Linked DNA regions of Homo sapiens: region 1 is linked to region 2. The links are chromatin loops, found by intact Hi-C in ENCODE. Cell type or tissue: breast epithelium. All regions are shown on one strand.

Region 1 (5,000 bases), 63 kb before region 2:
AAGGGACTCTCCAACAGTTGGAAAATTTCCACTTACCAGGAGCTGTCTGTGTAGTTGTGGGGAAGAATGTCAATCACTGTGGTTGGAAGGGTTAGAGAGCATTTGCAGTCCACTACAATGCAAGGCCACCTGAACACCTGGGACCACCCATGTGGTCCTCCCCACTCCTGATTAGCATCATGGAACACATTTATTGATTGCACACTGACACCTGGAATGGTCCGCTAAGCATTCCGTAGACATCATCTCATTTATGACCCAGGATATCACTCCCCGCCTTTTACAGATGGGGAAATGGAGGCACGGTGAGGAGCAGCCACCTGCCTTGGTTGACTCCTGTGTGAAATGGTAAGGTTGAGATTTGAGTTAGGTGGGCTGACTCTGAGGGCCTCATTCTGTATTTTTTTTTTAAATTGTGGTAAAACTGACATAACGTAAGATTTTCTATTTTAAATATCTTAAGTGTACAGTTCAGTGACATGAAGTGCATTCACATTGCTGTGCCCCTCCAGGTGCCGCTATCCATCTCCAGAACTTTTTCATCACCCCAAATTGAAACTCTGTATCCATTAAACACGCACTTCCCATTCCCCTCGCCCCTATTCCCTGGTAACGACCATTCTACTTTCTGTCTCTCTGAATTTATAAGGGACCTCTTATAAGTGGAATCATACAGTCTTCATCATTGTGTGCCTGGCTTATTTCACTTAGCATTACCTCCTCAAGGTTTATCCGTGTTATAACATATATCAGAATTTCTTTCCTTTTCAAGGCTGCATAATATTCCATTGTGTGTATAGACCACGTTTTGTTCATCCATGCATCGGTTGATGAACATATGGGCTGTTTCCACCTTTTGGCTATTGTGAATCATGCCGCTACAAACATTTCTGTACAAGTATCTGTTCGAATCCCTACATTCTCTTCTTTGGGGTGTTTAGCTAAAAGTAATTATTGGGTCAAGTGATAATTCCATGTTTAAGTTTTTGAGGAACCTCCACACTGGTTTCCTCAGCGGCTGCACCTTTTTACATTCCCAGCAGCAATGCACACGGCAGGTTGGATTCTTAACCACCATGCTCTCCTTCCTCTCTGAGTAGCCTGCATTTGTCCCGCTATGGAGAACAACGTGCTGTCCTATCTCTCAGTAGCCTGCAATTCGTCCTGCTCTTGTGGAGAGGCAAAGACTAAAAAACTATCCCTGCACCAAGGGGGCTCACGTCCTGGCAAGCGTAACACCTTGTCTTTATAATGCAGTACCTGGATTCAAGCCTCACGGGTATGGGAGGCAGGCCATTTAGCATTGTTATCCTTGTTTTACAGAGGAAGAAGGTGACACAGAGCAATAATTTGTAGTGCGCCTTAAGGTTACTGTTTCCATGGGACCATCTGGGACAGTGGAGGCCACCAGTGCACACCTTGTGGACCCCCTTCTGGAGACCATAAGTGATGCACCTACCTTAGCCCCAGCTACAGGGCTGAGCCAAGGCCACGCCTCCAGGGAAGCTCCCAGCCAATGAGTGTACGCGTAGGGGCTCTAAGGCGGGCCTGCCGATTCCTAGAGACCCGGGCCTCCCTGCATGGCTGACCTGGGTGTGAGAATGCCCCATCATCATTGTCCTTGTGTTAAGACTCTCCCCCCAAACCTTCTGTTCCCCTCTCCCCTTCACTCAAGGTCTGATAACTCTTCCAGCCTGGTCAGGCTTCCTCTTTATTTTCCTTCTCATTGGCACTTCCTCTAATAAAACCCCTGAATGTTTAATCCTGTCTTAGTCTGCTTCCTGGAGAATTCGGACTAATTCATTGAACTTATGGAGGTTCAATCACCTCCTTTTAAAGGGGAGGAAACTGAGAACCAAGGACAAAAAGAATGCCCAAGGTCAGGCCTGGTGCAGTGGCTCACACCTGTAATCCCAGAACTTAGGGAGGCCCAGGCGGGCGGATCACTAGGTCAGGAGTTTGAGACCAGCTTGGCCAATATGGTGAAACCCCGTTTCTACTAAAAATACAAAAATTAGCCAGGTGTAGTGGCGCGCATCTGTAATTCCAGCTACTCAGGAGGCTGAGGCGGGAGAATCGCTGGAACCCGGGAGGTGGAGGTTGCAGTGAGCCAAGATCATGCCACTGCACTCCAGCCTGGAGGACAGAGCAAGACTCCATCTCAAAAAAAAAAAAAAAAAAAAAAAAATTGCCCAAGGTCAGTGGAAAAAACAGTCATTGGAATTTCCTCTCCTGACTCTCAGATAAAGCCTGGTGTGGTACATTATCTGATACCAGGTTGGGGAGGAGTTTCGGGATTAGGGTATTCAGAGGGAAGACTAGCGAGCTGGTGGTGGGACAGTCTCGGGGAAATGCCTTCCAGACAGAGGGAAGGGTTAGTGCAGGGTCCCAGAGCAGGAGTGGGGCCTGCAGTGTTTGATGGAAGTAGAGTGGGTCTCCCGCAAGGTCAATGAGGGATAGGGGTGCCGGGAGTCAAGAGGTGATGTCAGTGGGGAGGACAGGGCTGCTGCCCTAGACCCAGGCAGGAGTTCAGATTTCATTCTAAATGGGATGGGACCCTATTTGAATGCTTTGAGTTGAAGGGTGCTGTGACTCGGCTTACATTTAGAAGTCACTCTGGCCATCATGGGGAGAATGCACAGAGAGAATGCTGCACCTGTGATGGGCCTGGTGCTCACGTCTAGATAAGGAAGCTGGGTCAGGTTCAAGAGGCTGCTGCAGGTGCCCAGGTGAGACAGAGAGCTTTGGCTTAGACCGTGGAGAGTGAGGCGCGATGGTCAAACTGCAGAGGGAATGCTAGGGGGATTACACTGTGCAGAACTGGATGATCAAGCCAATGATGGGGTGTGGTAGGGGGGAACAAAGAATTTGAGTGTCCCAGGTTTCTTGGCTGCTTGTGTACTCGCTTAGAAATAGTCATTGAGACTTTTCACTTCCTGAAACTCTGCAGGATATTGACATAGAAAGGGCTTCTCCAATCAAAACCTGCATGAGGCCAAGTGTGGTGGCTCATATCTGTAATCCCAGCGTGTTGGGAGGCCGAAGCAGGAGGATCACTTGAGCCCAGGAGTTCGAGACTAGCCTGGGTAATGTGGTGAGAACCTGTCTCTATGAAAAATACGTTAAAAATTAGCTGGGCATGGGGGCATCACTTGGAGTCTTAGCTACTCAGGAGGCTGAGATGGGAGGATCCCTTGAACCTAGGAGGTCGAGGTTGCAGTGAGCTATTGCATTCCAGCCTGGTGACAGACACTGTTTCACACACACACACACACACACACACACACACACACACACACACACACACACATTTTAAAAAGCTGTATAATTTCACATCAAAACAAAGGGTCGCAATTTACTAAAAAGTGCAAAGCAGAAGGTAGAAGTTCTAGTTAATAAGTTTTACCTAAATGTCCTGAAAACTAGTGATTTTTTTTTCAGAAAGCTATTTTTGTGTTTATAGTTTAAATACCTGGGTTTGAACTCAGGATGGGTCCCTTACTTGCTGTGTGACCTTGGCAAGTCACTGCAACTCTCTGAGCCACAGTTTCCTCTCTGTAATTGGAAGCAATAATGCCTTCTTCTTGGAGATGTTGTGAAGAGTAATTAAGATATGTGCTCCAGGACGGAACCTGTATCTAGGCAATTTTTAAAAACCGAATGCATTTTATACATACATTTCTAGGTTTATCATATTTGTATATTATTTACAATATATAAATGTATTTTTTCAAAAATATATAACCAGCACTGTGATTTCACTGATGTTATTACTTAATGTGAGGCTAAAGAAAAAAATACTGATATTTCAGGTGATACATGAATATTGTGAAAATGGAAAGGTAGATGCATCGCCAGCCAAGGTTTGGGAGCACCAAGATCACGGATGCAAATGCGTTCAGCAACTGTGGGTGCTCAGTGGGTGCTCCAGAAATGCTGGTTGAATGCGTGTCTTTGGAGAAAGCATCAGGAAGAGGGGCCCTGGCTGCTTTTCAGTGGACTTCTGCCGTATCTCTGCCCTCAGCTCCCTCCCCTCTTTTTCCCTTCCCTCCCCTCCCCTCTCTCCAGTCTTTACAAGTTTATCAAGACTACTCTGCCCCCATCAGGGCTCTGGGCAGGTCCCTGAAGAAGATTAAAGAAGATGAATATTTCATAGCCCTTGACTGACAACTCCTGAGGACCTGTTGTGGGTCTGGCGCCCACATCTAGTTAAGGAAGGGGGACAGGCAGAGGGGAGGGGGAGGAAAAGCCCATAGACTGAGCCATTGATCCGCTGGGTCCAATCTGCACTGATGAAACGCTCAGCTCCCAGCTCCCAAGCCAAAGGCAGCAAGTAATGGGTTTTAAGAGGCACAGGGCCAGTGGTAGCCCAGCCACCCAGCCCCCTTGGGGCCCACAGAGGCACCACCAGGCCCCCAAAGACCCATTTCTCTGTCTCCAGCTGTGGTCCCTCTGTCCTCATGGTGCCAGCCCTGTCCTTTTAACAAGCTGAACTCATTGTTTCCGACGCCTCCAACTCATTACCCCATTAAGGCCTGACGCCAGGCTCCATTCACCAGGGGACCCAGATGACAGGGTGGCAAGGCGCCTCTCCGTCTGGGGACTCTGAGGTGGTGGGCAAAGACCCCAGGTAGCCTCGGAGTAATCCCGTGGAGGCAACTGTGACAACGTGGAATTCTCCCTTCCATCTACTCCTTGGACACTGAGACTGGGGATAGAAGCAGTCCTGCTGACAAGGCTGAAATGTGGATTATTACTTTTCTTACCCCAGCTGTTCCTACATCCAAAGCTACTGACGCCACTTAACCCCACCTCTCAATGGAGGTGATGGATATTGAGGATGCCTTCTAGTATCTTGCTCTAGCAGGGAAAAAAGAACTTGTCTGGTGCTCCAGGGTTTTAAATGACTCAGTGCCAATAAAATGCAAGCAGGGGCATTGCACTTCGGGCTGTTAAGAGTGTGACCTGGTGCGTTAATTTCCTGTGGCTGCTGTTATTAA
Region 2 (5,000 bases):
CAGGCCCACAGAAGTGGGTTGAGAAAGAGAGAGAGAGAGAGACTGAGAGAGAGAAGGAGAGAGATTCTAGCCCAACTACTGGCTGCTGTCCCCATATAAACCTCCCATGGTCTTGCACCTTCACCATGAAGCCTAAGTCCTCAGCAAACAGTTCCAGCCCATCCTTCCTGCCTCATGTTATAGTCCTTGGCTTCAAAACCTCAACCTGGGACACTCCTGGGGGGAAGGCAAAGCCCTTGGGCGGGGGGAGGGGGTGGGAAATCTTTTTTTTTTTTTTTTTAATAAAGTAAAAACTGTCCTGCTTGCATACAAGAAATTGTAGAAAAAGTTTATTTGCTGATCATTGCTCGAATCTTGAAATACAATCAGTTCACAAGGATGTAACCAATTTGAATGCCAGTTGTGACTCCATGCTAGCCCACCACAGTCTAATTTGACATTATTAGTACAAATATATACATAAATTAATTGCCATTAGCACATGAACTACCTTCTCACTTTCCAGCTTAATGTTGCTTCCAGCTTCAACCATTCATTGTGGAACTCTTAACTAGCCTTATTGGTCAAATGTATTCTGTTCAACTCAGAGAAGCACGGAAGTGGTCAGTAGGATTGGTAGTCCTTACTTGGTCATCACAACAAAGGCTGCAGTTTTGTACTTAAATCTATAGTGGACGGTGATCTTTTTTCCTATCCAGGCAGAGTACCTAGGGACAGCTATGAATTCTGCAAATGCAACGAGAGGGGACAAACACGACAAAGAGGCAGCATGACCAGGCCACTGTGAGTCCTATATTTCAACAAGGGTAGGCCAGCCCAAATGGCTTTCCTTATCTACTTGAAACAATGGTATGTTTTTCTTCTGAGAAATCTCACCCATGGTTGCATTTCATTGCAGCCAGTAAAATTTAAAGAATTTAGAGGAAAAAATTTAAAGAATTCCCCAAATTATTACATTTTTGGAAGAAGCATTACATATAGGTTCTCTGAAACACTATGTTTTTTCATTGTCTCCCCTGCCCCTGAACATGTAGGTGTTTGAATCACTTGTATTTTTTCTTTGACAACTTTTCTTAAAAGTCTACACCTAAACCTTGTGTGTCTACCTCTGGGAAGGTCCTGACAGCTTTATCTGATTTTGCAAAAGTCCATCGCTAAGCTTCCCCCAAAAAGGATAACAAATTGCAGCCTTAAAGATGCCAGACCCATCAGCATTTCTTTATGATACCAGGTACATTTGCCTCTGTGATTTTTCTCATCCTATCCTCTCCACTAGAAACACCTATCCTCTTTTCTCTGTCCTAGAAAATTTTCATCCACACTTTGAGGCCCTCACACAGATTGAGTCAACTGATACATTCCTAGCTCTGGCCAGGGATGGGAAACATGATGGTGCAAATAGCAGACATGGTCACGACCAACCTAACAAGTGGGTTTCATTGCCATCATCCATCAAAGGTGAGGTTCAGAGAGGTGAAGTCAGTTGGCCCAGACACACAGCCAGAAATTGGCAGAGCCATGGGGCCCAACACGAATGCTAAGCTGCTTCAACTTTTCTTCATATGGCACCCAGCTTATGAACATTTCAAGTGGTCCATAAATATTTGCTGAGGAGGAGAGAAAGATAAATAATATTTGTACATCAACTCATGCCATGTGGGCTGCTTACATTTCTCACTTCATCCTCTCAACAAACCAAGGAGGTATTATTCTCCCTACTGAACCAATGAAGAAAGTAGAGTTCAGAGAGGTGAAACCACTTGCCCAAAGCCACACAGCATGAATGTGACAGAGCTGGGATACGAGGCGGGTCCTGTGTACTTAACCATTAGACCTGTCTACCTCTCACACTGCTAGAATCTCCTTGTTTCTGCAGGGTGAACTGAAACCTGGAAAACATGCTCTGCTCTTGGCCATCTCAAAGGTGGGAGGAGCCAGAGAAAATAGAGAGTCTCTTTGTTCTATCTCAAAGGCAAATAACATGAGTTCCCAAATTCAGGCCAATAAAGCAAATTTGTTATGGCCACTTCAGAGGAGGCACAGCGGCTTGTCTGGGTCAGGGGATGCAGTGGACATGAACGCCTAGATTGGCTAACAAGCAGCACAATTATGGTTCTCAGTGGATTCACACTGTTTTGAAAGGCCATCAGGCACTGAGAGGAAACAAGCAAAGGAGCGTTACAAATTCATTACAGAAACTAACTACTTCCATTTGTGCATGTGGCAGAGGACTCGGTGGCCAAGTAAAGGTATGACTCCTTTGTCCATAACTCTGCTCTCTGGAAGCCAGGTCCTGGTCAGGCCACACCTTGTGGGAGCAGAGAGACAAATCACTTAAGACTGGGGACCTTGTTTTGGAAGCTGGTGGCTTTATTGGTGCAGGGGTGAGGGCTTTGGGAGGTGGTCAAGTCCTGCCTACCCTTGAAGGAAGTGTGTCTTGCCTAGAATCCCTGGTGCCCTGAGCGGCCATATTTTGTGCCATAGAATATTCTCTTGTTATTAGGGCAGGGCCCCAGACACCTTGATTCATTGAGTGACCAGCAACTGTGACCAGAAATTGACTGGCCTGCGTTGAATAGATGACGATGCCAATGCAATTCCTGTTTCATCAAATCGGATTTGGGACAATGAGACACTGTGCCAGGGGAGCTGTGAAAGCTAACTTGAAAGACCAGGAAATAGATGTCAGATCAAAGTGGCCATTTTGGGCCACTGACAACTGATGTTGTGGAGAAATTGACCTCATAAGAGGAGAAAAAATAGCCAAGAGACAGAGAGAAGTGGAGATGCATGATAGAGAGGTTGGGGACCTGGGGAGAGGGGAGAGAGCAAAAGAAAAGGCAGCTAATTGGTTCGAGGTACCACTTTTTTTTTTTTGAGATGGAGTCTTACTCTTGTTGCCCAGGCTGGAGTGCAGAGGCATAGTCTCCGCTCACTGCAGCCTCTACCTCCTGGGTTCAAGCGATTCTCCTGTCTCAGCCTCCAAGTAGCTGGGATTACAGGTACCTGCCACCACACCCATCTAATTTTTGTATTTTTAGTAGAGATGGGGTTTCACCATGTTGGCCAGGTGGGTCTTGAACTCATGACCTCAAGTGATCCACCTGCCTTGGCCTCCCAAAGTGCTGGGATTACAGGCATGAGCCACCGCACCTGGCCAACCCAGGTTCCATTTTGTATTAAAAAAAATCAAAACAAAACAAAAAAAACCCTCACTTTTCCTATAGGTCACTTGAGTAAATAAATCTCTGTTTCAACCAATAGGATTTTAAGAAATTGGTGGTCATCATTTTCAGCGTAGGAATCTCAACCCCATGCCCGTAGGAGCCAGGCAAGTACTGTAAATGCCTGGTACAGGCTGGGCACAGAATAAACAGGGAGCACTGAATCCTGGAGAAACAGAAGCCACATGCCCTGGAAGGAGGGGAAGTCCTTACTGAGTTCTGGCCAGCATTTGTCGTAAGAGGATGTGGGTTTAGATGCTGTAAAGCTGGATTTTAATGAACCTCCTCTAATATGTAAATATAGATAACTGACCAGACGGAGTGTCTCATGCTTGTAATCCCAGCATTTTGGGAGGCCAAAGCGGATGGATCACTGGAGGTCAGGAGTTCGAGACCAGCCTGGCTAACATGGCAAAACCTCATCTCTACAAAAAATACAAAAATTAGCTGGGCATGGTGGCGGGCTCCTGTAATCCCAGATACTTGGGAGGCTGAGGCAGGAGAATTGCTTAAACCTGGGAGGCAGAGGTTGCAGTGAGCCTATCGCACCACTGCACTCCAGCCTGGGTGACAGAGTAAAACTGTTTAAAAAAATAATAATAAAAAAATAAAACTAAATAAGTACTGATAACTAATTTTAAAAATATGATGAGGGCCACACAAGCTCACTTGCATATCCGCTGCACCCTTTGGCTTACTTTTCCAGTTTTTGGCATAGATTCTGGAACCTTTTTAACAACTGAATGGCAGTCAGCATAAGACAAATGTATCTGAGCTACTCACAGGCATTTACGAAGCAACAGTCATTGTTTACAAAGTATTTTCCCCACTGTACAGACTCTGAAACTGGTGTTATTGTGATTTTTCAATTGAATTGTACTTAATTCAAAACCGTGATTTAAAAATGTTACTGGTAGGAAGTGAGTAGAGTTTCTATAGAATAAAAAAAAATCAGGCTGGGCGCGGTGGCTCACGCCTGTAATCCCAGCACTTTGGGAGGCCGAGGCAGGTGGATCACGAGGTCAGGAGATCAAGACCATCCTGGCTAACAAGGTGAAACCCTGTCTCTACTAAAAATACAAAAAATTAGCCGGGCATGGTGGCGGGCGCCTGTGGTCCCAGCTACTCAGGAGACTGAGGCAGGAGAATGGCATGAACCCAGGAGGCGGAGCTTGCAGTGAGCCGAGATCGTGCCACTGCACTCCAGCCTGGGTGACAGAGCAAGACTCTGTCTCAAAAAAAAAAAAAAAAAAATCTAACCAAGTGTCTTGCAAACTACTCAGAGACCTAAAGTCCAGCCTGGAACGTCATCCTTGATACATTGGTCTGCAAAGCAGCCTAGTGTGAATGGTCTTTTTTTCTTTTTTTAATTAATCTTACATGGTGAAACCCCATCTCTACTAAAAATACAAAAATTAGCTGGGCATGGTGGCACATGCCTGTAATCTCAGCTGCTTGGGAGGCTGAGGCAGGAGAATTGCTTGCGCCTTGGGAGGCGGAGGTTGCAGTGAGTCGAGATCACTCCACTGTACTCCAGCCAGGATGACAGGAGTGAAACCCTGTCTCAAAAGAAAAACAAATCTATTTTGCTTATTAAACTGTAGTTTTTTTCCTAACAATTTATAAGCTTACCACTATGTATCTGAAAACATCAAAATTAATTTCTTTTCAAATGCTTTACTTTTTACTGATTTTTTTCATAACTTCCCTTTTTCCGGATCTGATTTAATTATGTTTTACTTTATTTCCTTGATTCTGCTGTCTGACCCCCTTAGA

Evidence for each region. A loop is a pair of places that touch in the nucleus more often than their neighbours do. Peaks named below come from ENCODE experiments on the same cell type or tissue, not always from the same donor. Only the 100,000 strongest peaks of a DNase experiment are listed, where the experiment ranks them.
Region 1: it touches region 2 in a loop (16-fold over the local background); 1 of 110 quality-filtered maps calls a loop at or near these places.

The regions. Positions count from the first base shown.
Region 1 is chr12:115,614,089-115,619,088 of GRCh38, reverse strand. The region is part of intron 1 of LOC105370003 (a long non-coding RNA gene); the gene reads left to right. All of the region lies in intron 2 of LOC105370002 (a long non-coding RNA gene), which reads left to right. Among named protein-coding and RNA genes, the nearest start is that of LINC02463, 270 kb to the left of the region's middle. In breast epithelium, no CTCF peak of the experiment used is centred here; no DNase peak of the experiment used is centred here.
Region 2 is chr12:115,550,793-115,555,792 of GRCh38, reverse strand. The region is part of intron 1 of LOC105370003 (a long non-coding RNA gene); the gene reads left to right. Among named protein-coding and RNA genes, the nearest start is that of LINC02463, 330 kb to the left of the region's middle. In breast epithelium, no CTCF peak of the experiment used is centred here; DNase peaks (open chromatin) are centred at 1,892 and 2,277.